2 separate regions of the Homo sapiens genome follow, and region 2 is linked to region 1. A link is an interaction called in ENCODE POLR2A ChIA-PET data of the cell type or tissue named here. Cell type or tissue: MCF 10A. All regions are shown on one strand. Each heading gives the region's core, and the rest is flanking DNA. Links, peaks and the distances in the headings are about the cores only.

Evidence for each region. ChIA-PET counts read pairs that join two places held together with the same protein. Peaks named below come from ENCODE experiments on the same cell type or tissue, not always from the same donor. Only the 100,000 strongest peaks of a DNase experiment are listed, where the experiment ranks them.
Region 2: POLR2A ChIA-PET joins it to region 1 with 5 read pairs; 12 of 35 experiments call an interaction of 5 or more read pairs at or near these places.

Annotation. Positions count from the first base shown.
Region 1 is chr12:98,565,997-98,568,496 of GRCh38, reverse strand. No RefSeq gene overlaps it. Among named protein-coding and RNA genes, the nearest start is that of SLC25A3, 26 kb to the left of the region's middle. In MCF 10A, for the core only: a CTCF peak has its summit at 1,429; a DNase peak (open chromatin) is centred at 1,466.
Region 2 is chr12:98,630,015-98,640,626 of GRCh38, reverse strand. IKBIP (IKBKB interacting protein) reads left to right here. Exons shown (of 3, transcript NM_153687.4): 2 at 6,214-6,331. Among named protein-coding and RNA genes, the nearest start is that of IKBIP, 9.5 kb to the left of the region's middle. RefSeq lists an enhancer at 3,157-3,326 and a silencer at 4,354-4,413. In MCF 10A, for the core only: no CTCF peak of the experiment used is centred there; a DNase peak (open chromatin) is centred at 4,466.

The DNA.
Region 1 (2,500 bases), core at 1-2,500:
ACAGATGTGAGCCACCACGCCTGGCCAAGACCCTATCTCTTAAAAGAAAAAACTCATAGACTCTTTGGTCCATTTATTTCATTTTGGGGAACTATTCTTACAATTACAGCACATGTGCAAAATGATATGGGTACAAGATGATTCATTGTAGCATTACTTATAACTACAACAGATGGGAAACAATGCAGTAATCGATCAATAGGGTTAAATAAATTATGCTACAGCCACACATGGAACACTATGAAACTGCTAATAAATATAAATAAATAAAATGAAACCTTTTGTACTGACGTCAAAAGATTCCAAACATTGTTAAATGAAACATTAAAGGTATTAAATAGTAGGTAGATTATGACACCACCTATGAAAGAGAAGAGTAAAATTGTGTGTGTGTGTGTGTGTGTGTGTGTGTGTGTGTGTGTGTGTGTGTGTGCATGTGATATCTCTGGAAAGATACACACACAAAAACTAATAACATTGGTTGCCTATGGGGTGGGGAACTGGAGAGTGGGGGTCAGAGGTGAAAGGGAGACTTTTCATTGTTTCTTTTTTCTTTTTCTTTTTTTGAGACAGGGTCTCACTCTGTCACCCAGGCTGGAGTGCAGTGGTATAATCACAGCTCCCTGCAGCCTTGACCTCCTGGCCTCAAGGGGTCCTCCTGCCTCAGTCTCCCGAGTAGCTGGGACTACAGGTACACGCCACTACACCTGGCTAATTTTTAAATATTTTGTCGGCTGGGCGAGATGGCTCACGCCTGTAATCCCAGCTACTCAGGAGGCTGAAGCAGGAGAATCGCTTGAACCTGGATGGCAGAGGTTGCAGTGAGCCGAGATCGCACCACTGCAGTCTCCGCCTGGGTGACAGAGCAAGACTCCGTCTCAAAATAAAAAAAAATAAAAAAGTAATAATAAAAGAAGACCAAAACTAACAGCAATTCACTTTTTGTTTTGTTTTGTTTTTTTGAGACGGAGTGTCACTCTGTCGCCCAGGCTGGAGTGCAATGGCGCCATCTCAGCTCACTGCAACCTCCACCTCCTGTGTTCAAGCGATTCTCCTCCCTCAGTCTCCCGAGTAGCTGAGATTACAGGCGCCGGCCGCCACACCCAGCTAATTTTTGTACTTGTGGTAGAGACAAGGTTTCACCATGTTGGCCAGGCTGGTCTCGAACTCCTGACCTCAGGCAATCCCACCCGCCTCAGCCTCCCAAAGTGCTGGGATTACAGGTGTGAGCCACTGCACCCGGCCTACAATTTTTTTTTTTTTTTTTTTTTTTTAAGACATGGTTTCACGCTTTTGCCCAGGCTGATCTCCAACTCTTGAGCTCAAGCGATCCGCCCACCTCAGCCTCCTAAAGTGCTGGGATTACAGGCGCGAGCCACCTCACCCAGCCAGCAACTCACATATTAATAACAAATGACAGACTACTTCACAGAGCTCTCCTATAGCAGAACGATTACAAACTACACTGAGTTTCACAGCGACATCTAGTGTACTCTTTTTGTAAAATCATAAACTCAATGGCTGGAATACCAGTTTGTGGCCATATGACTACGTATTATTTTTTAAATCCTGAAGTAAACGGCCTAACTAAAGCCTGCTTATTAATTCTTATTGTGCGAAATGTTTGGGGTTCTCACTGTCCATGTTTTAGCTGGATTAGAATTTACTACAGCAGTTGACACTGCAGTATAAAAATAGTTACTTTTGGTTGCTTCAAAATTTTACCGTAAAATTTACATAGTTTGTAATGAGAAAAAGATCAGGAATATTACGAATTCATCTGCAAATTTTTCCTCAATTCGAAGCTACCTAATACAGGGTAGTATAGTATGAAAATACTGTAGAAAGATCTCTGCACACAAAACTAAAATTCTATTTGTAGAATATTGGGAAGTTAGAAATTACCCAAGTAAAAATGTCAGCAACATTCTTGACTAATAAAGGAGTACCAGACAATAATAAGCAAATACTTTGGGACTACTATCAGACATTCTCTTTGGTATGGTAAAAATGCACAATAGCCCAAAAGTGACTTATTTATAAAAACAAAACAATCTATAAGAAAACATTTAGTTATAATACCATATATATAATGTTTTTCTGTTATATCTACTTTATTTAAAAAATTGTTTTGACTTTTTTTTGAGACAGGGTTTCACTGTATTGCCCAGGCCTGGAGTGCAGTAGAGCTATTCACAGGTGTGATCATAGCACACTGCAGCCTCAAACTCCTGGACTCAAGGGATCCTTTGGCCTCAGCCTGCTGAGTAGCTGGGGCTACAGATACACACCACTGAACCCAGCCCTATTACATCTATTTTGTTTTTATTTATTTATTTTTTTGAGATGGAATCGCACTCTGTTGCTCAGGCTGGAGTGCAGTGGTGCAATCTTGGCTCACTGCAACCTCCGCCTCCCAGGTTCAAGCGATTCTCCTGCCTCAGCCTTCAAAGTAGCTGGGACTTCAGGCACACACCACCACACCCTGCTAATTTTTGCA
Region 2 (10,612 bases), core at 3,403-5,902, 69 kb before region 1:
AAAGTTAAAAAGTTGTTAAATTACTAAACAAGACACAAAACCTGTCACTCATGCTTATTTAATTACATAGAAATTTAATCAGCTGGAATTTCCATTGTGAAAATTTTGTTTCTTATGGAAACTTCAATAGATTTTTTAATTGCTTTTTTGTTTTGTTTTGTTTTGTTTTGTTTTGTTTTGTTTTGAGAGATGGAGTTTTGCTCTTGTTGCCCAGGCTGGAGTGCAGTGGCGCAATCTCAGCTCACCGCAACCTCCACCTCCACCTCCCAGGTTCAAGCAATTCTCCTGCCTCAGCCTCCCGAGTAGCTGGGATTACAGGTGTGCGCCACCACGCCCAGCTAATTTTGTATTTTTAGTAGAGACAGGGTTTCTCCATTGGTCAAGCTGGTGTCAAACTCCCAACCTCAGGTGATCTGTCCACCTCAGCCTCCCAAAGTGCTAGGATTACAGGCGTGAGCCACCGTGCCTGGCCTAAATTGCCTTTATAAAAGTTTTTTATAGTATCTGTTATAATTATGTACAAAAAGTCAAAAGCTCTTTAAGCAAGTTGTATAACTCTGGTTTTTGTTTTAATTATCCAATATAATTTTCTCTATAAATCATACTGTAAAACCTTGGCTAACTCCATTTCCAGCTTTTTTCTTTGTGTTAGTAGAGTTTTATCTAAAAGACAAGGGTATAATTTAAATGTCCTGCTTCTTAAAAATGGAATATGGTCAAGGTTTTCTTGAAAACTAGGTATTGTGCTAAAACTGAGGCTATAGATGGTATGAAACATAGGGCTAAATGGGTACTGACCCTAATAGTGGCCCTGGAACTTCTTTCCTTGCAGAAGGTCCGTAACAGCTTCCTTTGGTTATTTGCCTCTTTTTCATTATTAAGCTGAAATAGAGCCAGAGGAAATCCTGAATTTGTAAGTCCTCAGTCAGCTGTCTGCCACCATTTAACGTTCCTAAAGGAGCTATTCAGAGGCAACACACACCATTAATTACCACCATGCACTGTAGGAAAATGTAAACCATTCATTATCACAGGACCCTAGATAGATCTGTATGAGGTCTCTATAGACTGCAATGGCTCATGAAGGAGTCAGGAAGATTCTTTTTGTAAGGCCTACGCTAAAAGTAGCCTGGGTCCCTTTCTCCTGTATCTCACTCTTCCACAAGGCCATATGATATGATAGTGAGAAGAGGCCCAAAAACGAGAGTTATTTTTATTTAGTGATTTATAAGTGGTCTAATCCATCTATTCCATCCTTCATTTGCCATAAACACAACCCAGTTTATACTTAGTGTTCAAAGGGGGACAGGCCTGGGGCTTCTATCAAGTGCAAGTGGTCGGGAACCCTGCTTCCCTTATGCAATCATAGGCATGTAGGAAGGATGGAAGAGTAGCTGCACAAAGTAGTCCAAAAGAAAGATAGCTGGTCTTGTTGATGGGCACCTGTAATCCCAGCTAGCTGGGAGGCTGAGGCAGAAGAATCACTTGAACCCAGGAGGCGGAAGTTGCAGTGAGCCGAGATCACACCACTGCACTTCAGCCTGGACAACAGAGTGAGACTCCATCTCCAAAAAGAGAAAAAAAAGGGGCCACAGTACTTAAAGGAAATAGCTGATGTGCTATGGCTCTATTGTTCCAGGAGCTTTTATAAATAGCAATAACTAATGTCTACAATAACTCGGCCAGGCATGGTGGCTCACACTTATAATCCCAGCATTTTAGGAGGCCAAGGCGAGAGGATCGCTTGAGCCCAGGGAGTTTGACCTGCAGTGAACTATGATTGTGTCACTGTAGACCTCTTCCTCTTCAGCTGCCTCAAAAAACGAACAAACAAACAAAATAGCCAGATCTCCTCTCTACAGAATTTTTTTTTTTAATTAGCCAGTGGTGGTAATGTACCTGTGGTCCTAGCTACTTGAGAGGCTGAGGTGGGAGAATCACTTGAGCCCAGGAGTTCAAGGCTGCAGTAAGCTATGATCAGGCTACTGTACTCCAGCCTGGGTAACAGAATGAGACCTTGTCGAAAAACAAACTACAACCCTATGAAGTATTGGCTGGGTGCTCTGGCTCACACCTATAATCCCAACAGTTTGGGAGGCCAAGGCAGGAGGATCACTTGAGCCCAGGAGTTCAAGACAAGACTGGGCAACATAGGAAGACCCCCATCTCTATAAAAAATTAGCCAGGCATTATGGCACACGCCTGTGTTCCCAGCTACTCAGGAGGCTGAGGGGGTAGGATGGATTGGGCCTGGGAGGCTACAGTGAGCCATGATCACACCACTGCACTCCAGCCTGGGAAATAGAGTGAGATCTTGTCTTTAAAAAATAAGATTAAAATAAGGTATTATCCCCACTTCACAGATGAGGAAACATCAAAGTTATTTAACTTGCCCAAAGTGGTTATACAGCTTAGTAAATGGCAGAGCTAAGGCAGTCCAGTCACCCACCTAATCAGTATGATTCGTTGCCTCCATTCGATATTAATCCCCAACAAAAGGCCAAGATCCTAGAAATAGAAATCCCCAAGTCCAGAATTACTTATAGTTCTTTTCTTCCTTCTACTTGAAGGTATACCCTTTAGCAGACCCTAATTGCTTGTTTTTCACTCTCATCTAAATGGGAAGACTGGGAACTGCTCTCACTAGAATATGCCCCTGACTCATAAAAAGGAAATAAAGGACCTTATACCCTAACATGGATGCCAGTTTGAAAGCTTAGTTTTTCAGATCTGAAGCAGCTTTCTCAGCATATTTTCTTGACTTCTAGAAAATCAGTCATCTAGGCTGGGTGCGGTGGCTCACGCCTGTAATCACTTGAACCTGGGAGGTGGAGGTTGCAGTTAGCCAAGATCATGCCACTGCACTCCAGCCTAGGCAGCAGAGCGAGACCCTGTCTCAAAAAAAGGAAAGAAAGAAAAAAGCCGGGCGCGGTGGCTCACGCCTGTAATCCCAGCACTTTGGGAGGCTGAGGCAGGCGGAACATGAGGTCAAGAGATCGAGACCATTCTGGCCAACATGGTGAAACCCCATCTCTACTAAAAATACAAAAATTAGCTGGGTGTGTTGGCACACGCCTGTAGTCCCAGCTACTCGGGAGGCTGAGGCAAGAGAATCACTTGAACTCGGGAGGCAGAGGTTGCAGTAAGCCAAAATCGTGCCACTGCACTCCAGCCTGGTGACAGAGTGAGACTCCATCTCAAAAAAAACAAAAAGAAAGAAAAATCAATCATCTTCTTTAATGTTAAATGAATTAATATTTATCAAGTACTTAGAATAGTGTCTGGCACAAATAAGGGAAAAATAAAATATATTTTAACGCAGCACAGCACATATCACTTCATTTTTTTCATCACTAGTGCTGAGTCAGCTTTGTACTTTTTTCTTATATGCACCGTTCACATGTAGCAAGGATGAATTTTTTTTTATTTTAGTAAGAGGCTAATCAAAAAAAACTACTAATTATCAGAGATGATATTTCCACTAACATGACACAGGTTGTGTTTAAAGCTTGAATTTGAAAAGAAGTTCTGAGAAAGTTCATTAATGTATTTTTTGTAATGAATCAACCTTCATACGAAAGTCTCTTATAATAATGATTTCATTCTGAATAAACTCGCTAATCTATAGTATAGATCTATGGTGGAGTATTGGATAATAAAACTAGTCCCTGAAATGAACTGTGTTTCTTCTTTTACTTTTTTTTTTTCCCCCCTGGCAGGGAGGGACAGGAAGGCGTGAGGAGGGCAACTCTTATTTCTTTAGGGTGGTCTCTTTCTTAATAAGGTCTCTATCTGCTGGTCTTAGATATCCAATACTCTGGGGGAAAAAAAAAAAATCCTAAAAGCCAGAAATGAAACAGCCAATGAAAAAAGAATTATGTTCACCCTTCCATCTCAGAGAATTAGGATAATAGTGTTTTCTAATAACCAGAAGCTTTAAAGGTTCCTATTAATTTAAACACAGGAGAAAAGTCAATCTGTGCTAATAATGTAACCTGGGATCCCGTATAATAGAAATTAGCCAGCATCATCAAAAGAAATGTATTTCCTCCAGTATTGTAAACATTTGTCTAATTTAGCTTTGGACAGTTTTGTAGCTACGGTTAGCCTAATGATGCCATTTATGAATTCAAAGCATTACCACTTTTGCAAGGATGCACAAAGTTCAGATAACTGCATTTACTCAGAAAAGTCTTTCACCTCTCCATTAATCCTTGGGATCTTTAAATGATTGCCTTTCAGTGGAAATGAATTTCACAAAACATGGTCAGTCAGTATGGTTCTAAGTTTGGCTGTGCACTTAGATTACCTGAGAAGCTGTTGAGTTTCCAACATCCAAGCCACATCCCAAGCCAATTAAATCAGAATCTTTGTGAGACCCAGGCATCAGATTTGTTAAAGCTGCCAGGTTATTACAATATGTAGCAAAGCTTTTGAACCACTTGTCTCAGGACTGTGTTTAGGCAGGTACTTATGGTTCTGCTCCATTGCGTTTTGATGACTCAATATGCAAAGAATTTCAAGTGTTTTTTTCTGAGCCTAAAGAATTGAGTTAAAGTAGACAAAATGGTATTGGATCCAAGACAATTCTTTTATGCTTGCTCATTTCAAATCCTGTATAAACAGATGTTGATTTGTTGTTTTGAAGATTGAGATAGCTTTTTGGGCTTCCACCCATAATGAAGAATAAACTCCAATTTTAGAGTGACATCTCAAGTACACCTATACGAGTCACATCACTGAGTATAACCAATTGTGCAGTTTATACACTCTGCACTGATTGTGATCTATTGTCACTTTGGCAATGGCTTTTTTCTATTTTCATACCTCTTTTCACACCTCCTGCTATTTTGCAACTTCTAATTACTATCACTTCTCTCTTCTACTCCACTGCTTTTTATCAGTCAACTCTTCTACATTTCAGTTTTAAAATACTTTTTATAGACGACTCTTGTTTCGCCTACATTTCAGCATAAAAACACCTATTTTCTAGATATTACCCAATCATGGCCTTGTGAAAAACAGTAGAGATCAAAGATCTTGTTCTAAATTTTTCACTTTGTCCTCCTCTAAAATATTTCTTGTGCATGCATCTATTACAGATATCACACCATCTTATTTGGTGGGCTGTGAATTGTGAACAAGGGCAGTGCTTTACTCATCTTTGCATGAGTTAAACCAGTACCTACCACATGAAAATCTGTCAAAAGAAACTGATAAAAGCTGCATCTAGGCTGGACATGTTGACCCACACTTGTAATCCCAGCGCTTTGGGAGGCTGAGGGGAGGATCACTTGAGGCCAGGAATTCAAGACCACCTTGGGGCTGGGCACAGTGGCTCATGCCTGTAATCCTAGCACTTTGGGAGGCCAAGGCGGGCAGATCACTGGTCAGGAGTTCAAAACCAGCCTAGCCAACATGGTGAAACCCCATCTCTACTAAAAATATTAAAAAATTGGTGGGGCGTGGTGGCAGGTGCCTTTAATCCCAGCTACTTGGGAGGCTGAGGAGGAGAATCGCTTGAACCCAGGAGGCAAAGGTTGCAGTGAACCGAGATCGTGCCATTGCACTCCAGCCTGGGCAACAAGAGCAAAACTCCATCTAAAAAAAAAAAAAAATACCGGGCGTGGTGGCTCACGCCTGTAATCCCAGCACTTTGGGAGGCCAAGGCAGGTGGATCACAAGGTCAGGAGATCGAGAGCATCCTGGCTAACACAGTGAAACCCCGTCTTTACTAAAAATACAAAAAATTAGCCAGGCGTGGTGGCAGGCGCCTGTAGTCGTAGCTACTCGGGAGGCTGAGGCAGGAGAATAGCGTGAACCCAGGAGGCGGAGCTTGCAGTGAGCCTAGATCGCGCCACTGCACTCCAGCCTGGGCGACAGAGTGAGACTCCATCTCAAAAAAAAAAAAAAAAAGGCTAAAGACCACCTTTGGCAACATAGCGAGATGGACAGTCCTAGCTATTTGGGAGGTTGAAGTAAGAGGATCACTTGAGCCCAGGAGTTCAAGGCTGCAGTGAGCTATGATTGTGACACTGCATTCCAGCCTGGGTGACAGAGTGAGACCCTGTGTGAAAAAAAAAAAAAAAAAACCTACAGCTACCCATACCAGAATTTATGTTGTTCTTAACAGAAGTGGGTATAATTCTCCTTTGAAATTCGGATTTAAATGGATATGAATTGGAGAATAGTGATTTTTCTTTTCTTTTCCAGGTTTGTATTTCAGCAGTCAGAAAAATTTGCAAAGGTGGAAAACCAATACCAGTTACTGAAACTAGAAACCAATGAATTCCAACAACTTCAAAGTAAAATCAGTTTAATTTCAGAAAAGGTAATCATTAATTGGCTTATCTGGGACGGTTTTCCCATTTTACTACCCCACTATCATTTCTCTATCCCAGCTCAGAACTTCTTTCTTCCTGCCTTTTAGACCATCACTATTTTAACTCTCACTGATCTTCCTACCTCTTGACATTCTCCCTCTGAGCCATTTTGACTCAGATTGCATTTTGAGGGGCAAGGATTTTTTAATATGATAATTTCTAGTATTGAAAAAGACCAATTTGTTCATATTAGCATGATGTTAATTTTCTACTTAAGTGTCAGGTATCTAGAGCATTGAAAATATGGTTGATCATGTCTACAGCCATACCACCCTGAATGCGCTCGATCTCATCTGAAAATATGGTTGATCTTTGGACATAAAATTAGAATATGAATAGCACTTATTGGGAAAAGATCTATCCATTTTTTCCCTTACTTTTTGCTTTTTAAGGATATATGTACATGCATTTAAGAATGGCTAGCCTAGGCTGGGAGTAGTGGCTCATGCCTTTAATCCCAGCACTGTGGGAGGCTGAGCCAGGCAAATCACTTGAGGTCAGGAGTTAGGAGACCAGCCTGGCCAACATGGTGAAACCCCATCTCTAGTAAAAATACAAAAATTAGCTGGGCGTGGTGCACACGCCTGTAATCCCAGCTACTCGGGGGGCTGAGACAGAAGAATCTCTTGAACCTGGGAGGTGGAGGTTGCAGTGAGCCAAGATCACACCACTGCACTGTAGCCTGGGCTATAGAGCGAGGATCCGTCTCAAAAAAAAAAAAAAAAAAAAAAAAGAATTAAAAAAAAAAGAACGGCTAGCCTAAAAGTAACTATTTGTCCTGTAGCCAAATAAGAATTCCAATGAAAATTAAAATAATACCATGTCTATATTGTGTTCCTTCAAGTTGCTGATTTCTACCAGATGCGTTATTACTGTGATTCTTAGAAATGTGAGACAAATAAACATTTTTGTAACTCCCACACCTCTCAGGAGAAAGTCAAAGTCAGCTGTGATCAATAAGGCATCATGTAGGCCTATTCTGGGTACCAGGGACCAAGCTATCATTGGGAAATATGGCTTTTTGTTCATTTATTCATTCACTAAACCTTTGCTCATGTCACAAGGTAAGCAAGGACCTATGCTTGGCACCAGGGTGGGTAAGGATGTTGTAAAAATAGAGATGAAATGGAGCATCTAAGTCCCTGCAGCCCCATGCACAGGATGAGCATATAATCCTCCAGAAGAGAAAAGCCATGGAGGAAAATTAAGTATCCCTCACAAATGCCAGGGGATTCCATGGATGGTGAGTGTAAGGGATTTGGGGAAGGAGCTGCAAAGGAGTTGGTATTTTCACATAGGGCTCAAATTGGAATCTGAGCCAGGCGTAGTGGCTCATGCCTGTAATCCCAGCACTTTGGGAGGCCAAGGCAGGCGGATCACCTTGAGGTCAGGAGTTCGAGACCAGATTGGCCAACATGGCGAAACCCTGTCTCTACTAAAAATACAAAAATATTAGCTGAGCATGGTGGTTCATGCCTGTAATCCCAGCTACTTGGGAGGCTGATGTATGAGAATTGCTTGAACCTGGGAGGCAGAGGTTTCAGAAGTGAGCTGAGATCATACCACTGCACTCCAGCCTGGGCAACAGAGTGAGACTCTGTCCCAAAAAAAAAAAAAAAAAAATTGGAATCTGGTTGTAGCTGTTGGGGGAACTCTAACATACCATTAGAAGAAATCCCAGGGGCAAGAAACTTCATATATATATATATATATATATATATATATATATATTTTTTTTTTTTTTTTTTTTTTTTTTTTTTCAGATAGAGTCTCTCCCTGTCATCCCAGCTCTCACTCTGTCATCCAGGCTGGAGTGCAGTGTTGGAATAACAGCTCAACCTCCCAGGCTCAAGCACTCCTCCCAACTCAGCCTCCCAAGTAACTGGGACTAACAGGCACGCCACTGCACCCAGCTAATTTTTTTTTCTTTAATTTTTTGGAGAGACGGGGTCTTGCTACATTGCCCAGGCTGGTATCAAACTCCTGGCCTCAAATGACCTTTCTGCCTCTGCCTCCCAAAGAATTGATATTACAAGTGTGAGCCACTGTGCCTTGCCAAAACTTCACATATTTAATTAAAAGCTATTGAAGGCCGGACGCGGTGGCTCACGCCTGTAATCCCAGCACACTGGGAGGCCGAAGCAGGCAGATCACGAGGTCAGGAGTTTGAGATCAGCCTGGCCAACATGGTGAAACCCCATCTCTACTAAAAATACAAAAATTAGCTGGGCGTGGTGGCGGGCGCCTGTAATCCCAGCTACTCGGGAGGCTGAGGCAGGAGAATCACTTGAACCTGGGAGGTGGAGATTGCAGTGAGCTGAGATCACGCCATTGTGCTCCAGCCTGGGCAACAGAGTGAGACTCCATCTCAATAAATAAATAAATATAAATAAAAGCTATTGAAAACTTATTTTGAACAAGATTTCTCCTTTTTTTTTTTCTTTTTTTTTTTGTGGGGGAGGTCAGGGGTGGTACAGAGTTTCACTTTTCTCATCCAGGCTGGAGTACAATGGCTCGATCTTGTCTCACTGCAACCTCCGCCTCCCGGGTTCAAGTGATTCTCCTGCCTCAGCCTCCCGAGTAGCTGGGACTACAGGTGTGTACCACCACACCCGTCTAATTTTTGTATTTTTGGTAGAGACGGGGTTTCACCATGTTGGCCAGGCTGGGCACGGTGGTTCACACCTGTAATCCCAGCACTTTGAGGGGCCGAGGTGGGTGGATCACCTGAGGTCAGGAGTTCAAGACCAGCCTGGCCAACATGATGAAACCCCATCTCTACTAAAAACACAAAAATTAGCTGGGCATGGTAGCGTGTGTCTGTAGTCCCAGCTACTCAGGAGGCTGAGGCAGGAGAATCGCTTAAACCGGGGAGGCAGAGGTCACAGTGAGCCGAGATTGCACCACTGCACTCCAGCCTGGGCAACAAAGTGAGACTCCATCTCAAAAAAAAAGCTTTTGAAGCAGATTTTTAAAATATCATTATAGAATCCAAAAAATATTCAGTCTTGGCCAGGCGTGGTGGCTCACACCTGTAATCCCAGCACTTTGGGAGGCCAAGGCAGGTGGATCACCTGAGGTCAGAAGTTCAGGACCAGCCTGACCAACATGGAAAAACCCCATCTCTACTAAAAGTACAAAAAATTACCTGGGCATGATGGTGCATGCCTGTAATCCCAGCTACTCGGGAGGCTGAGGTAGGAGAATTACTTGAACCTGGGAGGTGGAGGTTGTGGTGAGCCGAGATCATGCCATTGCACTCCAGCCTGGGCAACAAGAGCGAAACTCCGTCTCAAAAAAAAAAATGAAAAGAAAAAAAAGAAATATTCAGTCTTTTCGTAGCTTTTTCTCCCATTCTGCCCTGGGAGTAATTTAATAAGAGGTCCCTTTTCACAAAGGTGGCCCTAAAGGGCAGCATAACCCAGATGGAGGGGAAAACAGCTAGACATGGACACCCATCCCAACTGTGTGACCTTAGACAAATCACTATAACTTATCTTCATCTCTATTTCATCATTTATTAAGTGAGAAATAATAAGATTTTTATAAAGATCAGATGAGATATACAGTAAGTCCTCAACGTCATCAATAGGTTCCTGGTCATCAATAGGTTCCTGGAAACTACGATTTTAAGTGAAGTGTATAATGAAACCAATTTTTTTCTCATCTACGTTGTAATGAAAGGACATCGAAACAACGTTGTTGGAGGAGCTGCTCTGAATAGTTCCACTTAAAGTCAGTTTCCAAGAACCTACCAATGACGTTAAGTGAGGACTTACTTTATATACAAATTCTTTGAAAACAATCAAGCACTAATAAAGTACTAGCTCTTTTTTTTTTTTTTTTTTTTTTTTTTTTTTTTTTTTTGCCCAGGCTCTTGTTGCCCAGGCTGGAGTGCAGTGGGGAGATCTGGTCACTGCAACCTCTGCCTCCTGGGTTCAAGCAATTCTCCTGCCTCAGCCTCCCAAGTAGCTGGGATTACAGGCATGTGCCAACATACCCGGCTAATTTTTTGTATTTTTAGTAGACATGGGGTTTCACTGTGTTAGCCAGGATGGTCTCAATCTCCCGACCTCAGGTGGTCCACCCGCCTCAGCCTCCCAAAGTGCTGGGATTACAGGTGTGAGCCACCGCACCTGGCCCTACTAGCTCTTTCTTTAAGAAAAAATGAGACCCGGTGTGGTGGCTTATGCCTGTAATCTCAGCACTTTGGGAAGCTAAGTTGGGAG